Linked DNA regions of Mus musculus: region 1 is linked to region 2. Evidence: chromatin loops called from intact Hi-C (ENCODE). Cell type or tissue: heart. All regions are shown on one strand.

Evidence for each region. A loop is a pair of places that touch in the nucleus more often than their neighbours do. Peaks named below come from ENCODE experiments on the same cell type or tissue, not always from the same donor. Only the 100,000 strongest peaks of a DNase experiment are listed, where the experiment ranks them.
Region 1: a loop joins it to region 2, with 2.3 times the contacts of the local background. A loop is called at or near these places in 1 of 42 quality-filtered maps.

Annotation. Positions count from the first base shown.
Region 1 is chr5:114,243,629-114,251,628 of GRCm38, reverse strand. It overlaps Acacb (acetyl-Coenzyme A carboxylase beta), which reads right to left. Exons shown (of 52, transcript NM_133904.2): 45 at 7,047-7,143; 46 at 6,406-6,541; 47 at 5,574-5,751; 48 at 5,086-5,198; 49 at 3,311-3,465; 50 at 2,875-3,045; 51 at 2,618-2,754; 52 at 871-2,135. The coding sequence ends at 2,009. Among named protein-coding and RNA genes, the nearest start is that of Foxn4, 26 kb to the left of the region's middle. In heart, a CTCF peak has its summit at 3,377 (motif pointing left); DNase peaks (open chromatin) are centred at 3,108 and 3,398; H3K4me3 peaks cover 313 bases; H3K27ac peaks cover 442 bases; H3K27me3 peaks cover 146 bases.
Region 2 is chr5:114,379,041-114,387,040 of GRCm38, reverse strand. It overlaps Kctd10 (potassium channel tetramerisation domain containing 10), which reads left to right and starts at 6,536. Exons shown (of 7, transcript NM_026145.4): 1 at 6,536-6,615. The coding sequence starts at 6,613. It overlaps Ube3b (ubiquitin protein ligase E3B), which reads right to left and starts at 6,421. Exons shown (of 28, transcript NM_054093.3): 1 at 6,066-6,421; 2 at 2,639-2,726. In heart, a CTCF peak has its summit at 3,646 (motif pointing right); DNase peaks (open chromatin) are centred at 6,140, 6,600, 7,260 and 7,960; H3K4me3 peaks cover 3,526 bases; H3K27ac peaks cover 2,733 bases.

The DNA of each region.
Region 1 (8,000 bases), 140 kb after region 2:
TAAAAGCTAGGGGTGATATAATAGAGGACTATGGCCAAATAGTTCCCATCATGACGGATACATGGCACACACATGGCACACATGAAGCCACATGACCGCAGCACTAGACCAAGTTAGTCGACACTCTGAATGAATGGGGGTTCACGTGCCGCACCTTAGTGGAGGAGCTGTTGGCAGACAGGAGGGAGAGTCTTGATCCTTTTTCTGGGCTGTGGCTCTTTTTCAAACTAGGGAGAGCATTTTAAATACAAACAACCCGAACAGGCTCCTTCTGGCTTCAGGCCTGGCTTGATTCAGGCATCCAAAAATGACCAATAGGCCTGGGTCTCTCTGGTACCTCCCTCTGTGGGACAGGTTCTCTCTACCCTGCAGCGCTGGAGAACTCTGATTGGCTGGGAAAGATGCTGGATCAGAAGAAAAGTAGTAACTGATATTTGAGAGTCAAGACTGAGCAGTCCCTATGAACAGATAAGCTGTGTGTGTGGGGGGGAGTTGGGTTAGGGATAATGGGGGGGGGGGTTCCTATGCAGGGCAAGACTTCAGGGACAGACAATTCCAAGTGTAGATCACCAGTCCAGGCATACCACACCTCTGTGTCACAGAAGGAAGGGGCTGGGCTTGACAGTCAAACAGACTGGACACCTTCCGTTCCATCCTGTGTGACTGTGGGCAAGTGTCTTGACCTCTCTGAGCTCATGCCATCCTCGTGATGGAAAGGGATGGGAACTGGTGTGAAAGCTGCCTGGGCCTCCCTTCGGTGTTTGACAGAGGGAGATTCTGAGGGGAGCTGAGAACCGTCTACCCCCTCCCCCCCACCTGCCAACTGCTGGGCTCCTCTGTGCCACAGAATAAATCAAGGCCAGAAGCTTCCTTCAAAAAAAATAGTTTATTTTGCAGCTCTTTCAGCAGCCTCTTCAGCGCACCCAAGTGGTCAGGGTGGCAGCCAGTGTCGGTCTGGGCTTTCCTCCACATCAAGAGGACCTTGCCCAGAAGAACCCTTTATCCCCCAAGAAGGGCAGCGACAGAGTGGGGTTCTCCACTACCCCAACATCCCCACCCCACCCCTGGCCGGAGCATCTCATTCGGGTCCTGATGCTGCGGTGCCTGGCAGTGCTGGGAAAGTCTCTGTAAGCGGATCCAGAGTGTTCGAGGCACAGCCCTGGGTCACTGGTCCAGCGCTGTTGGCTCCTGCCGTGGTATCAAGGCACAAGGTGAGGAAGTATATTGGCCAGAGGTTCTGGGAGGGGTGAGGGACAGCCTCTCTGCACTCAGGCAGTAGGGCACTCAGTACCCTGTGGGTGGCCAATCTGCAGGAGGCACGGAGGTCCAGTCCTTGCTCCACTTGGGAAGAGAGGGCTTACAGAGCCTGGGAACCGAGGCAGTAACTCTCCTCCAGCCATGCTGAATGCTAGGTGTCCTGTCTGTTTGTCCTTTATCTCTGGAGAACCTCTCTAATGGGACAGATGGTTGTCCTGACTCACTAGGGCCACTTGGAGAATAAAATGTCACTTTATTCTCTTAAATGAAAAACAACAACAACAACAAAAAAGGAAATCATTTTTGCTCTTGCTAAGTGTCTAATAAGCCTCATCACAAAAAGACGTTTTCTTGGGTCTCATCTGGCGTTCTCTTTGGCCCATTTACTCGGCTGAGGGACACAAGGAGCTGAGTGCAAACCAACGTGGTAGAACAAGTGTCTTGTGATCAGACACCGGATCCCCACCTCAGGCAAAAACCACAAGGAACTCGGTGTGCCTGGTTCAGTTGGCCTCAGAGAGGCAGTGGCAGAATTATCCACTGGGACAAACCCTGAAGTCCCCAGGTGAGGAGAGGCTGGGCCCGCCTTAGCAGGGGCCCAGGGGCCTTCTGTCCAGAAGTCGCTGGTCAGGAACCGCAGCTACATTTGGAGTGGCTCCGTGAGTTTTCCCAAAATAAGCCCGTGTCCCTCGAAGGCCTGCCGCATGGCCATCCCACCGTCCAGGGTCCTGGGGATGGCCAGAGTTGCTCATCAGGAGGAAGCTGGGCTCTCCGTGGTAGACAGCAGCTGAGCCACCTGTATCCGCTCGGCTGGCGTGAGGTGCTGGCTCAGGTAGGCCACGCAGTCCATGATGACCTCTGGATGTTCTTGGACCAGACTACAGGGAAGGAGAGATAAAGGGGACAGGGGGCGGGGTCACTTTTGTCACTCAGTTCAGTGCCTCTAAGTGTCTTTGTCCAGGGCACCATGTTGCTCTTGAGTAGGCCAGAGCCCAGAGTTTCTCTTGCTGTGCTCACACAGGGAAGGGGGGAGTGGGGGAAGGAGGTAGAGAGAGAGGGGACAGACAATCCTACACGGGATTCTGACTTGGAGACAGAATGCCTCAAGGTGGCATATATAGCCCTTTCTAGTCTCCAGTTGTGTGGTATGATCTGAGGAGTGACATACCCCTGAGTCCCAGCTTTATACGCCAGGCAGGGTTCCAGGTGTCCTGTGAGCCACCTCCTTGGAGGCTACAGAATGACTGTGAGGGAGGAAGCCAGTATCCTCAGCCCCCAGGTCTGGGGCAGGGTCCTCACCAGTCATGTGCTAGCCATGACACAAGCCCCACCTAGACCCAGCTCACGCCACGCTACTCACCTTTGGATGGTCTTGAGGACAGAGTCCCGCTTCAGATAATTGATGTTTTCACGGATGGTGGAGCGCAAGCCGTCCTTGGCTGACCAGTGCTGTTCCAGCCACTGGACCACCACCTGGTTGCTGTCCCACAGGTAGGCCTGGGGATCAATGGGTACAGTCTACCTCAGGCAGAGATGCTGCTGCAGGTGCGGCAGCCAGCAGCCCCCAGACCCCTGGTGCCTGCATGCTGGGGCTTCCCTCTCCCTGCTCAGGCCCACCTTGACAGCGCCCTCAGTCTCCACGAACCAGCGTCGCAGCATGGACTGTGTGTGCTCGTGGTTCAGCTCGGGGCTGGCTCGGAGTATCTCCTGCTTCACCTGGGCCTCCAGCAGCAGCCGGCGCAGCCTCCAGTAGAAGAAGGTGCGGGCAGTCTTCCATTCCAGCACATCCTGTGGACATGGCCGCCTGAGCACCCACAGAGGAGTGGGGGAGGGGGAGGGAAATGGCCAAGGCCGTGCCCCAAGATGGCTACCTGGTTCCTGCCCACCTTGTCCTATAAGCGGGGATGTCCAGTGTAGGGGGATGAGCGCCTGCCGGCTCCTACTGACATGCTCAGACTGAACCGCCCACACAGCCCCCTGAGCCCAGAATTGAATCCATCCCAAACTCCTCTGTATTCCTCTGCATCCGGTGGGGGCCGTGGGGAACCCTTACAGAAATGATTCCTTTCTCCAGCATGTGGCCCGGGGTGTCGTGCAGGTCTGCGAACTGCACTGCCACCTGGTGGTAGATGGGAAGCAGCAGTTCCTCCCGGGCCTTCAGCTGGCCCTCCAGCTCCTTCCGGTCCTTGTCGGGAAGCTGGGCTTTCCCTGCAGGTGAGCAGACAGCAGTTAGGATTTTCAGGGGCTGTGAGGGGTAGCCATGTGGGGGCTGGGGTGGATTTTCTTGGGTTTTTGTTTTATTTGAAAAACCACAGACAAGAGGCCCTGCCCTGCGAGAGTCCGGGCTGCGATGCCAACACTGCTCCTAAATTAAGTTGTCCTGCAGCCTTGGAAATGCAATCACAGCCCCGAGACAGCATCTGGGTAAAACCCCAGCCTTGCCCCGGGCTTCAGCATACCATCAGCTCTTGTTTTCAGACAGATAATAAATACAGTGGAGATATGCTAACTCCATGCCACAGTTCTGCCAGGGGAGGGGATGGGTAGGGATGAAGACAGCACTGTTTAACAAGGAAATCCACACTTAGAGTCCTAATAAGGGGGCCAGCAAGATGGCTCAGGAGAGAAAGGGTGCTTGCTGCCAAGCCTAATGACCTGAGTTTGATTTCCGGGACCCACATGGTGGGAGGAGCGAATAGATTCTTGCAAGTTGTCCTGACATCCGCACACGTGCTGTGGCAGACACACACATACACACAGAGAGAAACACAAACACAGAGAGACACATACACACACACATACACAGAGAGAGACAGACAGACAGACATGCACAGAGAGAGAGAAACACAGACACACACCAGAGAAACAGACACAGAGAAACACAGAGAGACACAGAGAGAGAGACAGACAGACAGACACACACAGAGAGAAACACAGAGAAAGAAATAGAGACAGAGACAGACACAGAGACAGACATACAGACACACACACACACAAAATAAATGTAATAAAAAGGAAAAGAACCTTATAAGAGATGTTTCCAGACAAAAATGCCAATTCTACACAAACCCAAAGTCACGAAGGTGCAAAGCCAAATCCCAGAGGCCCTGGTCATCTGGACGTTACACACCGTAATGACTGACATCAGAGGAGTGAAGCAAAGTAAGGCATTCACCAAATAAAATCTATAAAAGTGTTTCTCTCTGGCTGGGGACTCTAAAGGGACATTATCATCACCATGTTCTGGTGTCCCCCGTGGACCCCAACTGATTCAACCGTGTCACGCCATGCATATGGGACAGCGCGCTGATTATGTGATTACAGGATGAGCATCCCTCACCTCAATCGCGCCAGAGCCCGAACCTCTGGGTGCAGACAGCCTGCCACAAAGGAACGTTCCACCCCGGCCCCAGAGATGGGCTGTGGTCAGAACACAGCTCTGAAAATTAATTTCGTTTTCATGTCTGGGTCCCTCTGCCAAGCCATCTCACCGAGGACACACAAACCGAAACTTCCCACTTGCATCTGCCACTTGCAGCATCCTGTGGAACGGGCCGATTGCAAATGTGGGCCGGCTTTGGGGTCTCACAGTTTGATACACGCTCATTTTACCCTTAATGCACTAGAATTGGCGCCTCTGCTGACCTGCAGGTGGCTCCTATGTGACCTGGGCATGGCACATGTGTGACTTGGGGGTGGAGCCTGTGTGATCTGAGGGTGAAGTCTGTGTGACCTGGGGGTGGAGCTGTGGGGCTTGGGGGTGGAGCCTGTGTGGCTTGGGGGTGGAGCCTGTGGGACCTGGGGGTGGAGAGTGTGGGACCCACTTACCCAGCTGTCCCACGAGCTTCTTACACACTGGGTCTATCCTCCTTATGGTTTTCACCAGATCTTTCTTCCGGAACTTAATCTCCACCGTGCCCTCCGGCTCCAGAACACCCCCCCTGGACAGAGGAGAGGACAGGGGGAGGGGCTGAGGACAGATACTCCTGCCCTGGGCTCTTTTTGTTTTCTCTTTACTTACTTATTTCTTTTAACGCCTTATGACTTTGTGTGTGTTGTGTATGTGTATCTGCGTACATGCCTGTAAAGATCATAGGTCAATGTAAGGGGTCCACCTTACATTTTGAGGCAGGGTCTCTCACTGATTTGGTTAGACGGACTAGCCAGCAAGCCCCAGGGATTTCCCAATCAACGCCCACTACCATCAGGGCCCAGGTTAGTGCACACTGCCGCGGCCGGCTTCTTACCTTGGTCTGGGTTTGTCCTCTGGAGCCCTAACTAACTCTGCCAAGACACTGTAGGTGACACCTGCTCACCTGCTCTCTTTGTCTGCATACATCTCTATGCACAGGGGGTTGATGGTGGAGTCCAGGACAACCCAGGAGCCCCCACGGAGCTCCGCACAGGGAGGGATGTAGATGAGAATGGGCTGCTCGTACAGGCGGAGACCATCCACGATGTAGGCGCCAAACTTCAGCATCTGCTCATACATGTCTACAAAGCGAGGCCTGCTTAGGAGACTCGGGCCCCAGTGACGCACCCACAAAGCCTCCTGCAGCCTTCTCTGCCCTGGGCTCCTGAGGGAGGCTTGGAGAGTCTGGTCTGGTCCAGGTCTGGTCCCCTCCCTCAGGGCCCATGTGACCTTGGGCAGGCTATTCTCCTGCATGAGTGAGTGTGTCTTCATCTGTCAACTCAAGCATGGGGACGCCCAAGCTCACCCACCTATCTGGTACACGCAGCCCCCTCTGCTCCACATCCCCACACCCGATCTGGTGACACTACAATACCGTGACAACAGCTTACAGGTGGGACCAGTGCACGGGACCCTTGCTGCGGTCCTCTCCATTCACAAAGGAAGGGTCTGGGGACGCAGAGAGGTCACCCAGATATGCCTCTCTCCCACCTCAGCTCCTCAGTACCTGGGAACCTTATCTCTCTGGACATTCTTGGTGACTTAGAGAGACTGCAACTATAGCTCAGCTCTGAGGAAGGTGGATGGACATACGCCTTCCTCATCCACACAGGACTACCCAGGTCATCCAGGAACTCGCAGAGCAGACCTCTCTGCATGGCCCATCACGTGACCCCAGGAAACTCCCGGGACTATCAAGAGACACCACAGTGACACATATGAAAGGGCCGGCTTACCCTTCATGCCTCCGGAGAAGCCCCTCCAGTTGGCGAAGATCATGAGAGGCAGGCGCTCCTTGTTGAAGTCCCTGATGACCTGCGCCGTCTTGTAGGCCGAGTCCGGGAACCACACCTGGCCCGCCTGCTGGATGATCTGTGCACAGAGTCACTTAGGTCAGACACTGACCTCCAGGTTCCTGCCCTGACTTCCTTCAGCGATGAACAGTGATGTGGAGGTGTAAGCCAAATTAACCCTTTCCTCCCCAAGCTGCTTTGCTCATGGTGTTTTACCACAATAGTAACCCTTACTAGGACATGTACCAAAGCCAGGGCTCCCTAGAGACCCAAAGCATGGCCATAACCTTAGGACCTCAATGGGTCCCCTATTCTCGTGCTCAGCCTGACAACACAGTAGTTGAGACCTCATTGCAGCTCCCAGGAACAGGAGTAAAGCAGAGGGGGAATGGGGACCATTACCATCCTGGAAAGAAACCCAGACTATTGGAATATGTGTCCCGTGGAGATATGGTAGGGAGAAAGGCAGAGCCCCCAGACCAATCTCTACTTGAGGCCTCTGCTCTCTGGCTCTCAGAGGCTTCTCTGAACCAGATGAAAGGATCTACTCCTGTCCCCAGTGGTCACGGCTCCCGGCCCCTCACCTTGGCCTCAGAATCCAAGTTGGCAGGGTCAGCGGGGACAGCCACCTCCACAGTCCGAGTCTCCACAGCAATCACTCCCACAGGGATGCCCCCCAGCCTGCAAGGCGAACACACAAGGGCTCAGCACTGGGCTGCCTGCAGGCAGAGCTCAGGGCCTCGGGGTCTACCCCATCTGCTGCCAGGCCTGTTCAGGTGGCAACGAGGGCTGGAAGTGGGGTGAGCTGGTTGCAAGGCAAAGGGGCAGCACCGAGTCACTAAGGACCATGCGGAGCTGTAGGTGCCCCGCTAGGGTGAGAACAGTCAGGGCAGGACGGTGCTGAACCCACAGGAGACATCTTCCCCTCGGGCCATGCACACACAGTTCCCAGCATCCTCCTCTCACTTCAGATTTTTTGGCACTAGGATGAAGCTTGGGACTTGGCATGTGCCAGGCAGGTGCTTTGCAACCTAGCCATTTCCCCGTCCTGAATTATGACTTAAATCATCACATCTGGCCAGCAGTTACACCCTGGGCAGCTTGGGCACCGAACTGAGTCACACAGGGAAAAGGCTGAAGCAAGCCAGGATTGGTGGCATAGATCTGTGACCCAGCTACTTAGGAAGCCAAGGCAGGAAGATCAAGAGTTCAAAACCAGCCTGAGCCACACAACAAGACACTGCCTTGAAACACACAGCAAAGGATGTTGGGATACAACTCAGTGATACAGCTTTTTGCCTGACATGCACGGGGGCAAGGGGGGACTCTGGGTTCCAGCCCCGGTACTCAAAACCAGGGAGGGGATGAGCATTATCAAGTACCATAGGGCCTGGCTTAGATGGGACCATGATGTCACCACCTGTCAGCCTGGGCTATCAACACCTGGAGCCACGGCTGCACCTCTGTCCTTTACCCGTGCTACCCTACCAGGTTGGTGGTCTCTTCCTAGGGAGGGCTCCATGGTGGAGGGGTTCATT
Region 2 (8,000 bases):
GGGTCTGGTGTGGGTCACAGTGTGGAACACACACAGCAGGGGCTGGTGTGGGTCACAGTGTGGAACACACACAGCAGGAGCTGGGGTGTACCTGGCAGCAGCAGAGGCGCTCAGCAGCCTCCATTCCCCCCACAGAGCTCATGGCTCTCCTGACACCCTCAACTTCTTACAAGCAACTTTCACACCACCTATGGAGACCAGGAACACCGAGGCTGTTCTAAATAATCACATTTTCTTAAAGGATGAGATCGGTACTGGGCGTAGAGCCGAGGTGGGCTCCCTGTAAGTTTAAGGAGAGCCCAAAGCTCGAGTCATCCTGTCCAGAGAGTGCCGATTAACAGCAGGTGTCAGAGGTGCCTCTCCTCTCTGCCGTGTTCCCCATACTTAGCCAGCAGTCAAACAGCCACCTTCCACCTCCACAGGTAAGAAGGTGAAGGAATAGACAGACGTGACGGTGTTAATACCACTTGGGTCACCTGCTCACAGGTGTTTCCTGGTGCCTGTGCTGTGTCCAGTCACACGTGAAAAAAAAAAAAGGGCTTTTTGCTTTTTAAATTATCTTAAAATATTTTATTACATTTTCTTTGGGCAATTGTGAATGAACAAGTGTGTTTGTATGGTGCCTGTCACACCCGTGGCCTGGGGATGAGATTCAGGCTGTCAGGCTGGGCAGCAGGCCGCTTCTGATCTCAACTTACAAACATCAGTGTGTGTGTGTGTGTGTGTGTGTGTGTGGTGTGTTGGTGTTGGCAACTGTGTCACGGTACATGTGTAGGGGTCAGAAAACTGTCTGAAGAGTCCATTTTCTTGACATGGGTTTTGGAGCTCAGAATCAGGCCACAGCTCTCTACCTGAGCCATCTCGGCACCCTGGGGTCTTCTTTACACATGCTGGGGCCAGAGAGCCATGTCATGGGTGAAGAGCACTGCTGCCCTTGCAGAAGGCCCAGGTTCAGGTTCCAGCAGCCCATGGCAGCTCACAACCACCTGTAGCTCTAGTTACAGAGATCAGATGCCCTCCTCGCTGGCTCTGCTGGGGCTGGTGTGGCTCAAACTCACAGTGCACACACAAGCAAGCACAGCACTCAGACAAATGAAATATAGAGATGCAACGGTTTTTTGTTTTTGTTTTTTTTTTTTTTGGTTTTTCGAGACAGGGTTTCTCTGTATAGTCCAGGCTGTCCTGGAACTCACTCTGTAGACCAGGCTGGCCTCGAACTCAGAAATCCGCCTGCCTCAGCCTCCCAAGTGCTGGGATTAAAGGCGTGTGCCACCATGCCTGGCACGCAACGTTTTTAAAAAGCATTTAAAACTACATTTATTTTATGTGTGTGTACATGCACACATGGAACATGTGTGGAGGATGGAGGAAAACATACGTGTCAGTAGTCTCTTTCCACCAAGTAGGTGCCAGGGATCAAACTCAAACCTCTGCACCCCAAAAGCCATGGGTTTTGTTTTTTGCTTGTGTATGTGTTGTGTTTCCATCAGTGTGCACGTGTGAGCACATACACGCACATGGAGGACTGAGGGTGATGCTGTCTTCCTCCACTGCCCTGCACTGGATTTACTAAGGAAGGGTGTCTCACTTGAATCCAGTGCTCACGAGTCAGCTGGTCTACCTACGCTGAAATAGCCTCAGGGACCCCACTTCTGCCTCTGAAGTGCCGAGCTTACAGATGGTGCCACACTTGCCCAGCACTGGAGGATTCTGGGAACCTGAACTCGGGGCCTCCTGCGTGCATGGCAAGGGCTTTCCCACTAGTCGTGTTTCCAGCAGCCATGGCAGCCCCTTTAATCTGGGCAGGGGACACTGCACATAGCTTTCCTCTGGTAGACCGAGTAGAACTGCACCTCCTTGCTGATGGGTGCTCTGAGGGTCAGAGGTGAACACGGAACAGTATAGAATTGCTACAAACTGCTTTCACCGAAATCGGGTGGCTCTGACTGACAGCCATATGCACACAGCGTTGACCCACTGAGCTCCTAAATGGGTGATTTTTTAAAATATTTATTTATTTATTATTATATGTAAGTACACTGTAGCTGACTTCAGACGCACCAGAAGAGGGTGTCAGATCTCATTACAGATGGTTGTGAGCCACCATGTAGTTGCTGGGATTTGAACTCAGGACCTTTAGAAGCGCAGTCAGTGTTCTTAACTGCTGAGCCATCTCTCCAGCCGGGGTGATTTCTTTAGCTACCCCAAAACACAGCACCACCCGCCCAGCTGACTGAATCATTAACACGAAATCCTGCTGAAACCCCGAGTTTGGAAAAGCATCTTCACCAGGTTAGGTCACTCAAAGCAGCAGCCACTTTGAAACACGTGTAGAATAACAGGCGGGCCTAGATTTCTGTCATGAGCACACTCAGGGACCTCTGCAGTCCCTCCCCACTCCACACCTGTCGAGTGGAATTTGCTGGCATACTGCTCCATCCTCAAGAAAATGGTTGCTCTGTGCATGCTGGTCAGGCACGCTACCACGAAGCTCCATTACCAGCCACTCCCACCAGCAACTCCTGAACTACATCATCACCACAGGCTGCTAACCACAGGGAGAGGAAGGAAGCTGGAATGAGAGGGGGCAGCCCCATTCCTAACTGTTCCCTCCTTCTTCAGGGCCTAGAGAGCTCACCTGAGGACCTGCCTGTGCAGCGGAGATGCTAGGTGACCATCAGTGACCTCCTGCAGCCTCTGGCTTCCGAGGAGTTGGGTTTTCTGGCCTAAGAAAGATTCAGAATTAGTGCCTTTTTTGTAAGCATGGCATTGCAACTTTGTTGAATGTAAGTAATATACTGTAGGTTTTTAAAAACTGTCTAGGGGCTAGAGAGATGAGTCAGCAGATAAGATCCCACAGAGGACATGGGTTCGAGTCCCAGCATCCGCACAGCTGCTCACAGCTTCTGTAACTTGAGAATCCAACGCCCTCACACAGACATTCATGCAGGCAAAACACCCATCCACATAGAATAAAAATAAATTATTTTTAAAAACCCTCTCAGGCTCCCCTAACTACATTCTAACCTCAAAGTAACCCCAAAGGCGACGCAATGTAAAAGATAATCACATAGTTTCAACACCCCGCAAAGGGCTTCATGCCTTAGAAGTGAATGCTTTAGAGAACAATGGCTGCCCGTGAGACAACCGGCTCCCACTTCTCAGTGACAAGGCAAAGTGTGTGTGCACACATGGAAACCATTCTACAGGGAACCAGGTCTGGCCTGGTTAAGGCTAAGCTCCCAGGTAAAAGTGAAGGGCAGAAAGCAAATCCAAGTGGCCATTTTGACGAGTAGGATGGTGGGTAGGGGGGGCGCCCCTCCCACCCCCACTTCACAGAAAGTGCAAGGTGTGGCAGGCAGCACAGAAAGAGGCACAAGGGCCTGAGTCACGCAGAGCTGGCACCAGCCCTGGCTCTGTCAACACTGCTGGGAGGGAGCCTCAGTCTTCCATGTTTGACAATCAGCCTTGATGCATGTCATGAGAACGGACACCTGTGTGCCATGGTTCTAACTGCTGCTAACAGAACAGTGCAAAAGCACAGGGGATGTGTTACCTTTATGGACACAAAAAGTTTTTTGTTGTTTTTCTCTGTTTGAACTTATTTTTATTGTGTTTGTCAGTGAGAGCAGTTCCCGGGAGGGCCACAAGAGGGCATCAGATGCTCCTGGAGCTGGAGGTACAGGTTGTCTTGAGCCCTGTGACTTGCTGCTGGGAATGGAACCCAAGTCCTCCGAGAGCAGCAAGTGCTCTTAATCACTGAGCTCTCTTCCAGACTATTTATTTTATTATTACCACTTTTTAAAATCTCCTCACCTGCACAGTCCCAGTAAGCCGTTTCCCTATCTCCAAATGAACTAAGTAAGATGTGCCTGGCCCAGCATTTGGGCCATCAAGTCCTGGTCCTATTGTTTATAAACTGTCAACAGTCAAGTTCCTGAGAGGTGCACGCAGGGCTCAATGCATGACTGCAACCTTAAGTCTGCTCCTCAAGATATCCCCACTCTCGGCTTCAGAGATGGCTCAGTGGCTATGAGCGCTGACTCTTCTTGCAGAGAATCAGGGTTTGGCTTCTAGCACCCACAGTTCTAAAGGATCCAATACCCTCTTCCGGTCATGGGTACCAGGCATGGACATAGTGAATGCACATACATACATACATACACGTATGCATGCATGCATGAAAACCACACATATACTTAAAAATTAAAAAATAAATCTTAAAAAAAGAGAGAGAGAGAGAGATCCTCCGTGGTAGGCAGGACCCAGGAGCAGGAGAGGGCCCCTCCTCCCAGTGGAAACACAATGACTGCATGAAAACGGGACCCAGCACTTGTGACTCCCTCAGAGCTCTCACTTCTCTCAGGACCTCTTGGGATTTGATCCCTTTCCCAAAACTATCCCCATCTAAGAGCATACACACTGGCTTCTGCTTGCACTGCACAGTAGCTAAGCTTTGTGGGTTTCTTCATTCTTTCCTGTCGCTTTTCCACTTACACAGCTCATGAATCAAATCAGATGCACCCTTGGGCATCAAGTTCTTCCCCTGAGGGCCACAGAGAAACAAGACAAAGACTGTAACTAGAGAGGCCTTCAAGTCAGAGAGAAGGAGCCTCAGACCTTGTTCATCCCGACTCTACCTCACAGCACTGTCCCATGAGCACTCTGGGTCCCAGGTTCCTGGGATAATAACAATATTCAATTTTAGGGTTGTTAAGGATTGCATGGAACACTTGCCATTCTTAACCCTAATCTAGTCACTATAGTATTGAGATGAGGAATGGGAAAATATTGATAGCTGGCACTTGGAAACGCTCATCACACCTAAGGAAGCCTTACTGCACTGTCCTTACAAAGCTGAGAACCTGGTTTAGGGAAGTAAGAGTGCTCTAGGTAGAGAAATCAGAAAGCAATCAGTCGGTAAGGAGGGACGCAGTTCGCCTAAGTGTCTCATCCAATAAGAGCAGCAACATGATGAGACAATCAAATCTCGCCTCCCTTGGTCTGGGTTATACATTTAGTAAGCCGCAGAGCCAAGCTTTCAACGCTAACAGACAAGACTCTGCATTACTTCTACGTCCCCAGGCAACTTGCTTACAACCAACCTATTTGGTTGAGACTAACTTCAAGAAGCACAACATGTCGCACAGGAGTCCAGACTGTGAAGTAAAAATAAACACAAGTTGCTGAGCGACTTTCTTTTATGGTAGAAGTCGCTAGTTTCCCAGGCCTAAGGGCCACCATCTAAGTGTAGACCATGTAACAGACATTGTAGATCTATTTAACTAGGCCTCCCTTTGGAAGCCTATCCTGTGAGGCTACAACACCCCAATTTTAAAAGCCTAAGATAAGACAACAGCTCTTAAAGAAACCATTAATAAGCCAAACTATTGCTCTTAGACAGCTACAGCCTATCCAGATGGGGAAACGAAATGCAGAGGGCACATAACTCGCCAGTGTCCTCACCCACCGTCCCTGACTTTGAATTCCCAAAGGAATTACTTATCGGCAAGTCAAAAAGGCAAGGTTCAGGAATCACACACACAGAAAGGCACCACAAAGAGAAGTTGAGAATGCCAGGCACCCTGTGAGGCTAGCTAGGCTTAAGTCAAAATACGATCCAGTTTTTCCAGCTTTTGATCAAGAGCCGTCAGGAACCACACTAAAACGTATTCTAAAATAATCTCCGTAAAACAATCTAATTACTCTATTTACAGAGGAGGAAACTGAGGGTCAGAGATGGGACTAGATTCACCCAAGGTCACACAGCGAGCGACAGCACTGGGCTCGAATTCCACTTGGGGTGATCCGGAGGCCCGACGCCTCTCACAGGCACCGACATCAACAACCACAAGAACAAGTCCGTCTCGCCCACAATCAGTTGGCTGGCAAGGCCAGTCGCCTCGGCACGGAAATCAATGGAAGGGGGACAAGGAGATCCCCGAAGCCCGCAAGCCAGTCCCTCCTCCGACTTCACTCAAACCAAGACTCGGCCCCCCAGATAGCCTCCCTCCGTCCCTGGCCCCGCCGCCCAGAGAAGCGCCCATCCTGTCCCCACTCGCTACCCGCAGTCCGGAGATCTTTATCCGTTCGAGGCCCCGCACTCGGGGTCCGGGCCGCAGCGACCGCCGCCTTAGCCCGATCCCCCCGAGGTCCGCCAGCCCCGGGGCAGCGGCCGAAGCCCGGCCGCCATCTTGCCCCGGGTGTTGTGCTCCGAACACCTCTTGGGAAGCAAGCAATTATTCAGTTCCGGGAAACAACAGTTCCGCACTGCTTCTTTGCCCATGGAGGAGGTGAGGACTCCTTTCCTCTTGTCATCTTCTTTAGCAGACGGAAAGGAGAAACAAACATCCAGAAGTGGGACTAAACGCCTGACTCGGCCAAGGGGAGGCGGGAACGGTTGATAAAAAGAGTTCCCCCCATCTAGGGCTTACGGGGGTGGGGGGTGGGGGGGAACGCTTTAAGAAGAGTCCCTCTGCGGGGCGGAAGTGGGGTGTGGACGGACGCCGGAAGTGCCCGCCCCGGCCCCGCCTCCGCCCCCTGCATTGAGCGAGCTGGGTGTTTCCTGCCTCTCAGTCCGGATTTGGAGACTCCGGCGTCCTCCGACTTTTCATGGTGAGGGCGGTGGCCGCCGTCGGGGAGCTTCGGGGCGGGCGAGGGTGGCGACGAGGCTGAGCGGGAGCGGTGGGGCGCTGAGTAGCGCGTGCGGGCGAGGTCCGGAGCGGGGGAAGGGCTTCAAATGAAAGGAGCCGTGGTCGGGGTGGTGGTGGTGGGGATCTGCGAAGGGGCGGCTGGTCCTGCGGGCGGTGGTGGCGCTGGGCGGCGAGCCTGGAGTGCTGATGGGCGATGGGACGTGGGAGATCGTCGGGACAAAGAGACGGCGGCGGAGGCATCGAGACCGACGCTCGGGGTGGGGAACGAACGAGGGTTCGAGGGCGTGTGGAGAGGGGCGAGCGTGTACCCTTGGAATCGAGCAAAGTCTGGCCTCTGGGAGGCTGTGCCTTGAGTAAGGTGGGGTTCCAGGCAAGAGAGGGAGGGGGCGTCTCTGAACCCACAAGTCTGGAGCGAGATGACTGGTAACAGTAATTCTAAGGAGACATGTCTGAGGTCGGGGTACCCTGACCACAGAGTCTGGCCTCAAGTGGCACCTGGATACCTACCTAATCACTTCCCTTGAGGCCCTAGGTGACCACACCTCGGGAGTCCCAGGATGTCAGCTGTTGCTGTCTGCGTTATGGGATGGTTTCGGTTTACTTGAGATTCTCTAGGGTCTGTCCCTTGAATGGTTCTTTGTCCTTGGGTGGGGATGGGGGGCGGGTGGACTATTAACCCAGGTCTTCTTTGTCTGCCACTCACTCACAAGATCAGTCCCAAACTGAAGACAGATGACTCGGCCTGTGTCTGGCTTTGGTCAAGCTCTATTTGGTATAAAACAAGAGACACACACATTGGTAGAAGGCGGCCAGCAGCACCGGTAGACCACCAACTGGTCCCCTGGGGCTAACCTGGGAACTAGTTAACAACAGGATAGTCTGGGCTCACCGATGTATTTTTACAGTCTCTGTGTGTCACTAAGGATTTGGGCTGTGAAATGGAGGGCGTTTGAAACCAGATTCTAATACCTAGCTTCCCTAGTAAGCAGGATTGACAACATCCTCATTGAGACTGTTTGGAGAAGTTCTCAAAAGCAGGAGAACTGGGGGGGGGGGGGTGACTATCCTAGAAAAAAGTGTGGGGCTTTAGTTTTTGGCCTCCTTTAACTTCGTTTGCTTCACGCAGTAGCCCTGTAGCAGAGACCTCAGGTTAGTTTAGCCTCCTTGCATAATACCCCTTAAGCAACCCGCCCGGAAGAGCTCCCTTCAGATCTCCAAGGCTACTAGATAAACAGATTGTCTAATCCTCCTTTGTATCGGAATCACCTGAAAGAGCCTTTTAATCCCAAATTGCAGGCAGCAGCACTCCTTGCTGGCCTGGGGTCTCCGCCCAGGCAGGCAGGCAGG